Regions from separate parts of the Homo sapiens genome. Here regions 2 and 3 are each linked to region 1. A link is an interaction called in ENCODE POLR2A ChIA-PET data of the cell type or tissue named here. Cell type or tissue: OCI-LY7. All regions are shown on one strand. Links, peaks and the distances in the headings refer to the core of each region. The heading gives the core; the rest is flanking DNA.

Region 1 (3,959 bases), core at 367-2,866:
CTTCCTCCTCTTCTGGTCCCCAACACTCCCCTCACCTCAGCAGGCGGGAGGCAATGTCTGCACTGATGGGCTGGGCTGGGATGCTGGGAAGGCCTGATGATGCAACTGGAGGGAACTGGGTTTGATTGAAGGAAGGGAAGCCAGGTGTGTAGGGGTCTCCAGTTCCCAGGTGCACCTGCAGGGAAAGGGGTGCCCACGCAAAGCTGCGAGCTGGGCTTCCAGGAAAAACGAAAAACATGCCAGCCCTATTCTGAGCAAGAAGGTGTGGCCTCGGGACCTGGGAACAGCACGACCAGCCTCCCCAGACTCACATGTCCATACACTGCCTGCTGGCTGGACAGGCTTGGCTTGGGTGGGTCCTGGGAGAAGTCCGCTGGCTCTGGGTATATGAGCACTCCTTGAGCCCCGAAGTCCTGAGCATTGGTCACCTGGGGAGGAAGGTGACTAGAGGACTCCTCCCAGAAAAAAACCCGATTCATAAGGGCAGGAGAAACCAGGAAATGGCAAGGCCTTTGCTTGCAACTGTCCATCCCACGGAGAGGATGTGGGGGCACTACCTGGCCTGTGTCTTCCCAACCTCAGCAGCTCCTAGGCAGCCCTCAAACCCCACCGGGCTCCAGGGTACCCCATGTTTCTGTTCCCTTCCCCATCTGATTTCCCCCAACACCCAATTTGTTCCCAGCCAACATTTTCTTTTTTCCTTCTGATTCAATTCCCAGACCAGCCAACATTTTCCTTCCTTCCTTCCTCCCTCCCTCCCTCCCTTCTCTGTTTCTCTCTCTTTTTTTTTTTTTTCTTTTTGAGACAGAGTCTCTCTTGCCCAGGCTGGAGTGCAGTGGCGCGATCATAGCTCACTGCAGCCTGGCACTCCTGGGCTCAAGCGATCCTCCCACCGGAGCCTCCGGAGTAGCTGGGACCACATGCATGTGCCACCAGCCCAGCTAACTAAAAAAAAAAAAAAAAGAACCTTTTTTTTTTTTTTTTTTTTTAGTAGAGAGGGGGTTCTCACCGTGTTGCCTTGAATTCCTGGCCTCAAGCGATCCTCCTGTCTTGGCCTCCTAAAGTGCTGGGATTGCAGGTGAGAACCATCGTGCCCAGCTTATATTTTCTTACCATCCAGCCACATGGTTCTTTCCTGTCTCCCTCTCACAGCACCCTGAACGATTCTCACTGGCAGTCCGACCCTCCGGTTCCCGGGCTCAAGCCCTCCCTCTGTCCAGGGACACTTACCTTCTGGGCGAAGCTGATCACCCCCACGCGCACCAGCAGCAGGCGGCCCACTGGATCCACGCCCCTGGCCCGCAGGTCCTGCAGGTCTTCGGGCCGCCCGTAGTGGGCGTACACCAGCTCTCCCTGGGGACACGAGGACGGTGAGGCGCGCTCCCCGCGTCCCTCCTTCGAGACCCAGGAAAGGGCTCGTGCCGCGCCCCATCCTAGGAGCGGGCAGGGGGTGCTCACCGTGACGTTGCCGATGGCGCTGTAGGGGCAGTAGACGTCAGGGTCCTCCAGCGGCAGCTGCTCTCCGACCTTCCCGGCCTCATCGACCCAGTGCAGGGTGTTGGGGTGAGCCCTGGGGAGCGGGGCTGGTGAGCGCCCCGAGCCGCGTCCCCCTCCCCGCGCGCCCCCCGCCCGCGCGCGCACTCACGGATCCGGGAATTGCAGCCCCACGTAGTGCGTGTCGGTCCACACGTGGTCCAGCTTCTGGCGGGAGAGCGCCGCGCGAATGTCCTGAGTCAGAGCGGCCATCCCGGCCGAGCCTGCCACCCGTTCCCGAAGGCTGGTTTGCCTAAGCGGGGAGAGGTGGGGACTTTTCTGGGCGCCCGGAGGAGAGGGAGGGAAGAGGGAAGGATGCCAGAGACGTGGGGTCGCCAGGGGCAGGGGCGGCGAGGGGTTCCTGAGTTTAGGAAAAGAGCGCTCCCCGCGGACGCTTTTTTTTTTTTTTTTTTTTTTTTTTTTGAGACGGAGTGTCGCTCTGTCGCCCAGGCTGGAGTGCAGTGGACCAATCTCGGCTCTCTGCAACTTCCGCCTTCCTGGTTCAAGCCATTTTCCTGCCTCGGCCTCCCTCGTATCAGGGATTACAGGCACGTGCCATCACGCCCGGCTAATTTTTGTATTTTTAGTAGAGACGGGTTTCACCATGTTGACCAGGTTGGTCTCAAACTCCTGATCTCAGGTGATCTGCCCGCCTCGGCCTCCCAAAGTGCTGGCATTACAGGCGCGAGCCGCAGTGCAGGGCCCTCCGCGGACCCATTTTCTCCCATCACCACCAGGGCGGCGCCGGAGACTCTCAGGACCTCACTCTGCTTAAAACCTGACTTCCCATAGCTGGGGGTCCTGCCCATCATCCTGTAGGTTCTTCCCGGCTCAAGCCAAACTCTCTCCCCCAACCTCGTTCCTCCCGACGTCAACACACACACACACACACACACACACACACACACACACACACAGCACCCAAACACTTTCCTTCGAAAGAGCTAACTGGGCAGGCAGCAGACCCTCCTCATCTCCCCCATCCTCCACGTGGGCCTCATGGAGACACTTTACACCAAGGTACTCAGGGGAATCACCGGTTCCTGGGCTCAAGCCATCCTCCCGCCTCAGCCTCCTGAGCAGCTGGGACTACAGGTGTACGCCACCAACCGCTGATTTTTAAAAATTTTTTGTAGACGAGAAGTCTTGCTGTGTTTCCCAAGCTGGTCTTGAACTCCTGGCCTCAAGCGATCCTCCCAAAGTGCTGGGACTACAGGCATGAACCATGACGACCCGCCCCATATGTGTATTTAAAGCTACACATCAAAAGCGTGAGATAAGGTGCTTATGGGGAGGGGAGTGGGGAGGATCACTCAGGGATGAGGCAGGAAAATTCAATTCAAAACAGTTAAAGTAGCCAGTAAGGCCCTTTAGGGCCTGAGCTACATCCACCTCACCGGCCACATGGACCATCTTTCCCTTCCTCCAAGAGGCCACCATCTTCACATTTCAGACCCTTCGCAAATGGTGAATCTCAGCCTGAATGTTTTTCCACAGTCTCTTTGCCTGGCAAATTACTCATCTTGGCAGTTTAGACTCGTCAGTTCCTCAACGAAGCCTTCCCTGAACTGCAATCTAAATCAGGATCCTGGTTATAGTCTTTCTTTACACACTTTTCTTTTCTTTTTTCTTTCTTTCTTTCTTTTTTTTTTTGAGACGGAGTCTCGCTCTGTCGCCCAGGCTGGTGTGTAGTCGTGCAATCTCAGCTCACTGCAACCTCTGCCTCCTGGGTACAAGTGATTCTCCTGCCTCAGCCTCCTGAGTAGCTAGGACCACAGGCGCCTACCACCACACTCAGCTAGTTTTGTATTTTTTTAGTAGAGACAGGGTTTCGGCATGTCGGCTAGGCTGGTCTCAAACTCCTGGCCTCAGGCAATCAGCCCACCTTCACCTCCCAAAATGCTGGGATTACAGGTATGAGCCATGGCGCCCGGCCCCTTTTCTTTTCTTTTTTTGGAGATAGGGTCTCACTCTGTCACCCAGCCTGGAGTGCAGTGGCATGACCATAGCTCACTGCAACCTTCAGCTCCTAAGCTCAAGCCATCCTCCTGCCTCAGCCTCCTGAATAGCCGGGACTCTAGGCATGCACCACCATACTGGGCTAATTTTTTATTTTTCTTTTTTAAAAAATTATTATTATTATTATTATTATTATTTTTGACATGGAGTTTCACTCTTGTTGCCCAAGCTGGAATGCAATGGCGCAATCTTGGCTCACTGCAACCTCCACCTCCCAGGTTCAAACAATTCTCCTGCCTCAGCCTCCCAAGTAGCTGGGATTATAGGTGCCCGCCAACATGCCCAGCTAATTTTTTTTGTATTTTTAGTAGAGCCTAAAAAGGGTGAAACAGTGTTTCACCATGTTGGCCAGGCTGGTCTCGAACTCCTGTCCTCAGGAGATCCACCTGCCTTGGCCTCCCAAAGTG
Region 2 (3,959 bases), core at 734-3,233, 500 kb before region 1:
GTTTGTTTGTTTGAGACGGAGTCTCATTGTGTCACCCAGACTGGAGTGTAGTGGCGCCATGCAACCTCCGCCGCCCGGGTTCAAGCGATTCTCCTGCCTCAGCCTCCTGAAGAGCTGGGATTATAGGCACACGCCACCACACCCAGCTAATTTTTGTGTTTTTGGTAGAGATGGGGTTTCATCATGTTGGCCAGGCTGGTCACAAACTCCTGACCTCAAGTGATCCGCCCGCCTTGGCCTCCCAAAGGTCGGATTTACAGGTGTGACCCACCACGCCCAGCCCAGAAAGCCTTTTCTACTGGATATCTGTAGAAGAAAGCAATGCCCTGGGGAGAGGGTTGCGTTTCTCTGCTTTCTAGAAAGAAACTGGACTTGAAGGCAGTACCTAAGTATATAAAGAAATTATGCAGGGATGGATGGTATATTGAGCTCTATGGCTTGAGCTCAGGAGTTTGAGACCAGCCTGGCAGCAAAGTGAGACCCTATTACTACAAAAAATACAAAAATTAGCTGGGCATGGGGGCGCACATCTGTAGTCTCAGTTACTCAGGAGGCTGAAGTGGGAGGATCACTTGAGCCCAGGAGTTGGAGGCTGCAGTAAGCTATGATTGCACCACTGCACTCCAGCCTAGGCAACAGAGCAAGACCCCATCTCAAAAAAATAAACAATTAAAAAATTAAAAAGTTGCTTCATGTGACCAATATGTTTTTTATTTTATTTATTTTTTTTCTGGGACGGAATCTCCCTCTGTCGCCCAGGCTGGAGTGCAGTGGCGCGATCTTGGCTCACTGCAGCCTCCACCTCCTGGGTTCAAGTGATTCTCCTGCCTCAGCCTCACAAATAGCTGGGACTAAGGCGCATGCCACCATGCCTGGCTAATTTTTTTTATTTTTAGTAGAGATAGGGTTTCACCATATTGGTCAGGCTGGTCTGGAACTCCCGCCCTCAGGTAATCCGCCTGCCTCGGCCTCCCAAAGTGCGGAGATTACAGGTGAGCCACTGCACCCGGCCACAGCAATATGTTTAGACTTACGTTTTCTAGCAGCAAGGCCAACACTAAAGGTTATAAGATGTTTTCTTGCTTTTTAAAATTTGTTCTTTCTTTTTTTTTTTTTAATTATTTTTTTTGAAATGGAGTCTCACTCTGTCGCCCAGGCTGGAGTGCAGTGGCGCAATCTCGGCTCATTGCAAGCTCCATCTCCCGGGTTCGCGCCATTCTCGCCTTGGCCTCTGGAGTAGCTGGGACTACAGGCGCCTGCCACCACACCCGGCTAATTTTTTGTATTTTTTAGTAGGAACGGGGTTTCACCGTGTTAGCCAGGATGGTCTCGATCTCCTGATCTTGTGATCCGCCCGCCTTGGCCTCCCAAAGTGCTGGGATTACAGGCGTGAGCCACCACGCCCGGCCCACTTTTTTTTTTTTTAAACACATATATTTACATATTTTTTTCTAGTGCCAAAAGTAAAATGTTTTATTTCCCTGTAAGGTAAGATACAAATTTGTCTGGAGAAAAAGTCCTGTTAACTAAAATATTAATACAAGGTACAAAGACGAAAGTAGAGTTGTTTGGAGAAAACTTGAGATAATAGAGTCCCTGAGGGTAAAGTAGGGTCATTGTTGCAAAAACTGAGGGAGGAAGGTTGTGCTCAAGGGTTTATAAGGTAGTGGTTCAGCATGCTGGTTTCTTTCCAGGTCAGTAGGTTCCATCATAAGCTGTGGTCACATTCAGCTACCTGTTCCATTGAGTGATCAAACAAGGTTGGGAGCTGAATACACACACACACAAAAATCTTCACCTGAAGCCATATCTAGGTGGTGACAGGCACCTGCTTTCCCCTAGGGTATATATTGCAAGTCACTGGCTCTTAGCCCTGCTGCTAGTCCAGGAAGTAACTTCGTGTGTCTAGAAACCTACACCTTCCTGAAGCGCGTTAGTCCCATCTGCCAGGAAATCAGCCTTCCAAAATGTACAAACCTTTTTTACAAAATAAAGCCTGAGCTTCAGCTGAGATGCTTTGGGAGAAATGAATTGTTCAGTTTTATCTGAAGCCATTTTTAGAAATTATAATGCACAAATCTGAGCCCGGTGTATGAAGTCCTTGGGGACCTTCTTGCTTTATTCTGCTGCCTCACCTCTTGCCTCATCCCATCCCCAACTCAAACATTTTTCTGTGTGATTTATGTTATACCTGGGCATCTCTGTTCCCCAGCCGTGAGTGCCCTTCTGACACTCTGTACCTGGCTGACACAAAGTCCTCTTTGAGAACGCAGCTTAGATATCTCCCCTTTGGGTGGGGCACGATGGTTCATGCCTGTAATCCCCAGCACTCTGGGAGGCTGAGGCGGGCAGATCAGTTGAGGCCCGGAGTTGAAAACCAGCCTAGTCAACATGGTGAAACCCCACATCTACTAAAAATACAAAAATTAGCTGGTACGGTGGTGCGCACCTACTCCCAGCTACTCGGGAGGCTGAGGCTGGAGCATCGCTTGAACCCAGGAGGTGGAGGTTGCAGTGAGCCGAGATTGAGCCACTACACTTCACTTCAGCCTAGGCAAAAGGGTGAGACCCCATCTCCAACAACAACAAAAAAGATATCTCCTTTTTTTTTTTTTTTTTTTTGAGATGGAGTCTAGCTCTGTTGCCCAGGCTGGTGTGCAATGGCACAATCTCGGCTCACTGCAACCTCCGCCTCCCAGGTTCAAGCAATCCTCCTGCCTCAGCCCCCCCAGTAGCTGAGATTACAGGCACGTGCCACCACGCCCAGCTAATTTTTGTATTTTTAGTAGAGACGAGGTTTCGCCATGTTGACCAGGCTGGTCTCGAACTCCTGACCTCAGGTGATCCACCTGCCTCGGCCTCCCAAAGTGCTGGGATTACAGGCGTGAGCTACTGTGCCTGGCCAAGATATCTCCTTTTTGTGGAATTCTTCCCACAACCCCAAAGGCTGAGTCACATACCTTTCCTGTGTATTCTCACTTCTTTTTTTTTTTTTTTAAGATGGAGTCTCGCTCTGTCGCCCAGGCTGGAGTGCAGTGGTGCGATCTTGGCTCACTGCAAGCTCCACCTCCTGGGTTCAAGCGATCCTCCTGATTCAGCCTCCTGAGTAGCTGGGATTACAGGCACCCGCCACCACGCCCAGCTAATTTTTTTTTTTTTTTTGTATTTTTAGCAGAGACGGGGTTTCACCATGTTAGCCAGGATGGTCTCGATCTTCTGACCTCGTGACTCACCTGCCTTGGCCTCCCAAACTGCTGGGATTACAGGTGTGAGCCACCGCGCATGGACTTTTTTTTTTTTTTTCTCAATTTGAGAGCAGTTACTGTTTATTAACTGAAAACATTAGAACAATAATCATGGTAGACACCTTAGTTCATCTAATAAGTCTGTTGATCTGGTCCTCTCTGTTGCCAGTATCTCCACCTTCTACAAAATGGGTGGTCTTTTTCTTCATTCTACCTCGTGGAGAGGATAATTGAAAGGAGCATGGGAAGTTATTTGCTTCTTTGAAGCATTTTCCAACAGTATAGATCTTATGAATCAGATCCTCCATGTAGGTGATGCCATGTTTACCAAGAGATCAAGCAATCAAGTGTTATCTGTCAAAGCAATTCACTTCTTATTGATTTTGCCATAACCACACTTGTAGATTAGTTCAATTACTGACTTCAGATTTGGGTATCCCCATGCAATATATGGTTCCACAATCCTCAGCATGTTTTTTGTTTGTTTGTTTGAGATGGAGTCTTGCTCTGTCACCTAGGGTGGAGCGCAGTGGCGCGATCTTGGCTCACTGCAACCTCTGCCTCCCGAGCTCAAGCGATTCTCCTGCCTCAGCCTCCCAAGTAGCTGAGGCTACAGGCACACACCACCATGTGCGGCTAATTTTTTTGTTTTTTAATTATTTTTAGTAGAGACGAGGTTTCACCATGTTGACCAGGCTGGTCTCCAACTCCTGA
Region 3 (3,959 bases), core at 734-3,233, 1.7 Mb after region 1:
TGAGAGAAAAGGCATACAAATTTATTTATTTATTTTTATTTTATTATTTTATTTTTTAGAGGTAAGGTCTTGCTCTGTCACCCAGGCTGGAGTACAGTGGTGCAATCAAGCTCACTGCAGCCTCGACCTCCTGGGCTCGACTGATCTGCCTGCCTCAGCCTCCCAAGTAACTGGGACTGTAGGCACATGCCACGATGACTGGCTTAATTTTTTTTTTTTTTTGAGATGGAGTCTCGCTCCATCATCCAGGCTGGAATGTAATGGCACAATCTCAGCTCACTGCAACCTCCACCTCGCAGGTTCAAGCAATTCTCCTGCCTCAGCCTCCCAAGTAGCTGAGATTATAGGCACCTGCCAACAAGCCCAGCTAATTTTTATATTTTTAGCAGAGACGGGGTTTCCCCATGGTGGTCAGGCTCGTCTCGAACTCTTGACCTCAGGTGATCTGACAACCTCATCATCCCAAAGTGCTGGGATTACAGGCGTGAGCCACTGCAACTGGCCTTTTTTTTTTTTTTTTTTTTTTTAGAGACGGGATCGGGATCGTGCTATGTTGTCCAGGCTGGTCTTGAATTCCTGGGTTCAAGAGACCCGCCTGCCTCGGCCTCCCAAAGCACTGGGATTACAGGCATGAGCCACAGTGCTTAGCTGCACAAGGCAGATTAATAGGAGAAAAAGCATGTAAATTTATTTAACGTGTATACATAGGAGCCTTCAGAATGAAGACTCAAAGATACAGGGGAGGGCTGGGCGTGGTGGTGCACGCCTGTAATCCCAGCACTTTGGGAGGCTGAGGCAGGCACATCACCTGAGGTCAGGAGTTCGAGACCAGCCTGGCCAACATGGGGAAACCCCATCTCTACTAAAAATGCAAAAATTAGCTGGAGGTGGAGGCGGGCCCGCTGTGATCCCAGCTACTCAGGAGGCTGAGACAGGAGAATTGCTTGAACCTGGGAGGCGGAGGTTGCAGTGAGCTGAGATTGCACCACTGAACTCCACTGGGTGACAGAGTGAGACTCAGTCTCAAAAAAAAAAAAAAAATCCCAGGCATGGTGGCTCATGCCTGTAATCCCAGTACTTTGGGAGGCCGAGGCAGGCGGATCACGAGGTCAGGAGTTTGAGACCAGCTTGGCCAACATGGTGAAACCTCATCTCTACTAAAAATACAAAAATTAGCTGGGCCTGGTGGTGGCATGCACCTGTAATCCCAGCTACTTGGGAGGCTGAGGCAGGAGAATCACTTGAACCTGGGAGGCAGAGGTTGCAGTGAGCCGAGATCACACCACTGCACTCCAGCCTGGGCAACAGAGGGAGACTCTGTCTCAAAAAAAGGATACAGGGAAATGGTCCATTTTTATGCTTAGGTTCAGCAAAGTATGGACAGCAGTGTAGAAAGAGGATTGGATACAAAGGGTAGGATCTAAAGGGAATAGACTGAGCAGGGGACCCAGCCAGGCCTGTCTGTCCAGATTCTTCTTGGCCTCTCTGAGTAGCATTCCTTCCTTCTGGGTGTGGGACAGAACCCTATCTTGAATGGGGGTCTTATGACCTACAGTCAAACCAGGCAGATTGGGTAATTTCTTTCTTTCTTTTTTTCTTTCTTTCTTGCTTTCCTTTCCTTCTTCCGTTTCTTTCTTTCCTTTTGTTTTTACTTTTTTTTTCTGCTCCGTTGCCCAAGCAGGAGGGCAGTGGGGCATGATCACAGCTCACTGCAGCCTCCAACTCCTGGACTCCATTGACCCTCCTGCCTCACCACCACGCCCAGCTAATTTTCTTTTATTAAGATGAGATTCTCAGGGCCGGGCGCGGTGGCTCATGCCTGTAATCCCAACACTTTGGAAGGCCAAGGTGGGCGGATCACCTGAGGTTGGGAGTTTGAGATCAGCCTGGCCAACATGGAGAAACCCCATCTCTACTAAAAATACAAAATCAGCCGGGCGTGGTGGTACATGCCTGTAATATCAGCTACTCGGGAGGCTGAGGCAGGAGAATTGCTTGAACCCCCGGGAGGCAGAGGTTGCAGTGAGCCAGGATTGCGTCATTGCACTCCAGCCTGGGCAACAAGAGCAAAACTCTGTCTAAAAAAAAAAAAAAAAAAAAAGACGTGTTCTTGCGGCCAGGTGCAGTGGCTCACGCCTGTAATCCCCACACTCTGGGAGGCCAAGGCGGGCAGATCACCAGTTTGAGACCAGCGTGGCCAACATGGTGAAACCCCATCTCTGCAAAAAATACAAAAAAAAAAAAAAAATTAGCTGGGCATGGTGGCGCATGCTTGTGATCCCAGCTACTCAGGAGGCTGAGGCAGGGGAATCACTTGAACCCGGGAGGCAGAAGTTGCGGTGAGCTGAGATCGTGCCACTGCACTCCAGCCTGGGTGACAGAGCAAGACTCCCATCTCAAAACAAACAAACAAACAAAAAAGATGGGGGTCTCGCTATGTTGCCCGAGCTGATCTCAAACTCCTGACCTCAAGTGATCCTCCCACCTCAGCCTCCCAGAATGCTAGGATTACAAACATGAGCCACTGTGCCTGGCTGGATAATTTCTTTATGACAAGTTTTTACATAGAATATTTTTAGGTTGGCCGGGCGCAGTGGCTCACGCCTGTAATCCCAGCATTTTTGGAGGACGAGGCAGGCAGATCACGAGGTCAGTTTGAGACCAGCCTGGCCAACACAGTGAAACCTCATCTCTACTAAAAATACAAAAAAATTAGCCGGGCATGGTGGCAGATGCCTGTAATCCCAGCTACTCAGGAGGCTGAGGCAGGAGAATCGCTTGAACCCAGGAGGCAGAGGCAAAGTGAGCCGAGATCGCGCCACTGCACTCCAGCCCTGGCAACAGAGTGAGACTCCGTCTCAAAAAAAAAAAAAGAATATTTTTAGGTTTTATGACTACGTTTTGGGAAAAGGGGTTCTGGTTTCTGTGACCCACCTTGGGAAAAAGGGACTTTTGTTTCTCTGGTGCCTCTGGGGAGAAGAGGACTGAGAGACAAGTAGGCAGGAGAAGGTCAGAGAAAAACTTTTTTGTTCGAGGCTGCTGCTGAGGACTTTGTTTTGCGGTATTGTTTTCTGAGCCCCAACAGTGGCCTGGTCAATCACACGGTGGCCACAGAGCCAGTGTAGGGTGGGACAGAGGGACATGGAGGCAGAGGGAGGTGACCAGAGCCAGGAGGCCTAGATGCTGGGCCATGGGACTGCCAGCCACTGCCTGGCCACATAAGTAGCCTGTGGTCCGAGTCCAAGTCCCACGGCAGGACATGGTTTCCATTTCTTGTCTCCACAGTGACAGTGAGGAAGACACCGAGCTCTCCTGTACCCGAGGAGGCTGTCTGGCCAGCCGCGTGGCCTCCTGCAGCTGTGAGCTCCTGACTGATGGTAGGTAGGGGGACAGGGTTGAAGGAGGGGCACACTCAGGGTGGACAGATAAAGATACGTGCATCTTACCTGCCACTTCCCCAGCAGTCGACCTGCCCCGCCCCCCAGAGACGACAGCCGTGGGTGCAGTGGTGACAGCCCCCCACAGCCGAGGTCGAGATGCCGTCAGAGAATCCCTGATCCACGTCCCGCTAGAGACCTTTCTGCAGACCCTGGAATCCCCGGGCGGCAGCGGCAGTGACAGCAATAACACAGGTGCCAGTGGGGACAGCCTGCTCTTCCCATCCCACCTCTCCTGGACCCCCACCCCCAGCCATGGCCACCCATGGGCTCCCTAAACCTTGCTAAGCCTCAGAAGCTGTGACATCTCATCCTCCTGGGTCCTTCACACGTCTCCGAAGTACTTCTGGCTTTTGTAGACTGGTCTAGGAACCTGGCCCCTCCCACTGGACCCAGTTTCAATAGAAAATGTTCACAGGGGCCGGGTGCGGTGGCTCACGCCTGTAATCCCAACACTTTGGGAAGCCAAGGCGGGCGGATCACCTGAGGTCAGGAGTTTGAGACCAGCCTGGCTAACATGGC

The links. ChIA-PET counts read pairs that join two places held together with the same protein. Peaks named below come from ENCODE experiments on the same cell type or tissue, not always from the same donor. Only the 100,000 strongest peaks of a DNase experiment are listed, where the experiment ranks them.
Region 2: POLR2A ChIA-PET joins it to region 1 with 5 read pairs; 1 of 35 experiments calls an interaction of 5 or more read pairs at or near these places.
Region 3: POLR2A ChIA-PET joins it to region 1 with 6 read pairs; 1 of 35 experiments calls an interaction of 5 or more read pairs at or near these places.

Annotation. Positions count from the first base shown.
Region 1 is chr7:100,631,771-100,635,729 of GRCh38, forward strand. TFR2 (transferrin receptor 2) reads right to left here. Exons shown (of 18, transcript NM_003227.4): 4 at 1,646-1,786; 5 at 1,459-1,570; 6 at 1,231-1,353; 7 at 312-428; 8 at 36-175. LOC124901709 (a long non-coding RNA gene) reads left to right here. Exons shown (of 3, transcript XR_007060454.1): 3 at 1,153-1,332. Among named protein-coding and RNA genes, the nearest start is that of TFR2, 7.8 kb to the right of the region's middle. RefSeq lists an enhancer at 1,083-1,202 and a silencer at 1,583-1,642. In OCI-LY7, for the core only: CTCF peaks have their summits at 1,357 and 2,260; DNase peaks (open chromatin) are centred at 1,351, 1,711, 2,031 and 2,271; H3K4me3 peaks cover 1,471 bases; H3K27ac peaks cover 1,120 bases.
Region 2 is chr7:100,136,261-100,140,219 of GRCh38, forward strand. It overlaps the pseudogene RPL7P60. Among named protein-coding and RNA genes, the nearest start is that of LAMTOR4, 11 kb to the right of the region's middle. RefSeq lists an enhancer at 1,572-1,631. In OCI-LY7, for the core only: no CTCF peak of the experiment used is centred there; a DNase peak (open chromatin) is centred at 1,821; H3K4me3 peaks cover 932 bases; H3K27ac peaks cover 1,356 bases.
Region 3 is chr7:102,311,051-102,315,009 of GRCh38, forward strand. SH2B2 (SH2B adaptor protein 2) reads left to right here. Exons shown (of 9, transcript NM_001359228.2): 5 at 3,286-3,377; 6 at 3,462-3,632. Among named protein-coding and RNA genes, the nearest start is that of MIR4285, 20 kb to the left of the region's middle. In OCI-LY7, for the core only: no CTCF peak of the experiment used is centred there; no DNase peak of the experiment used is centred there; H3K27ac peaks cover 1,825 bases.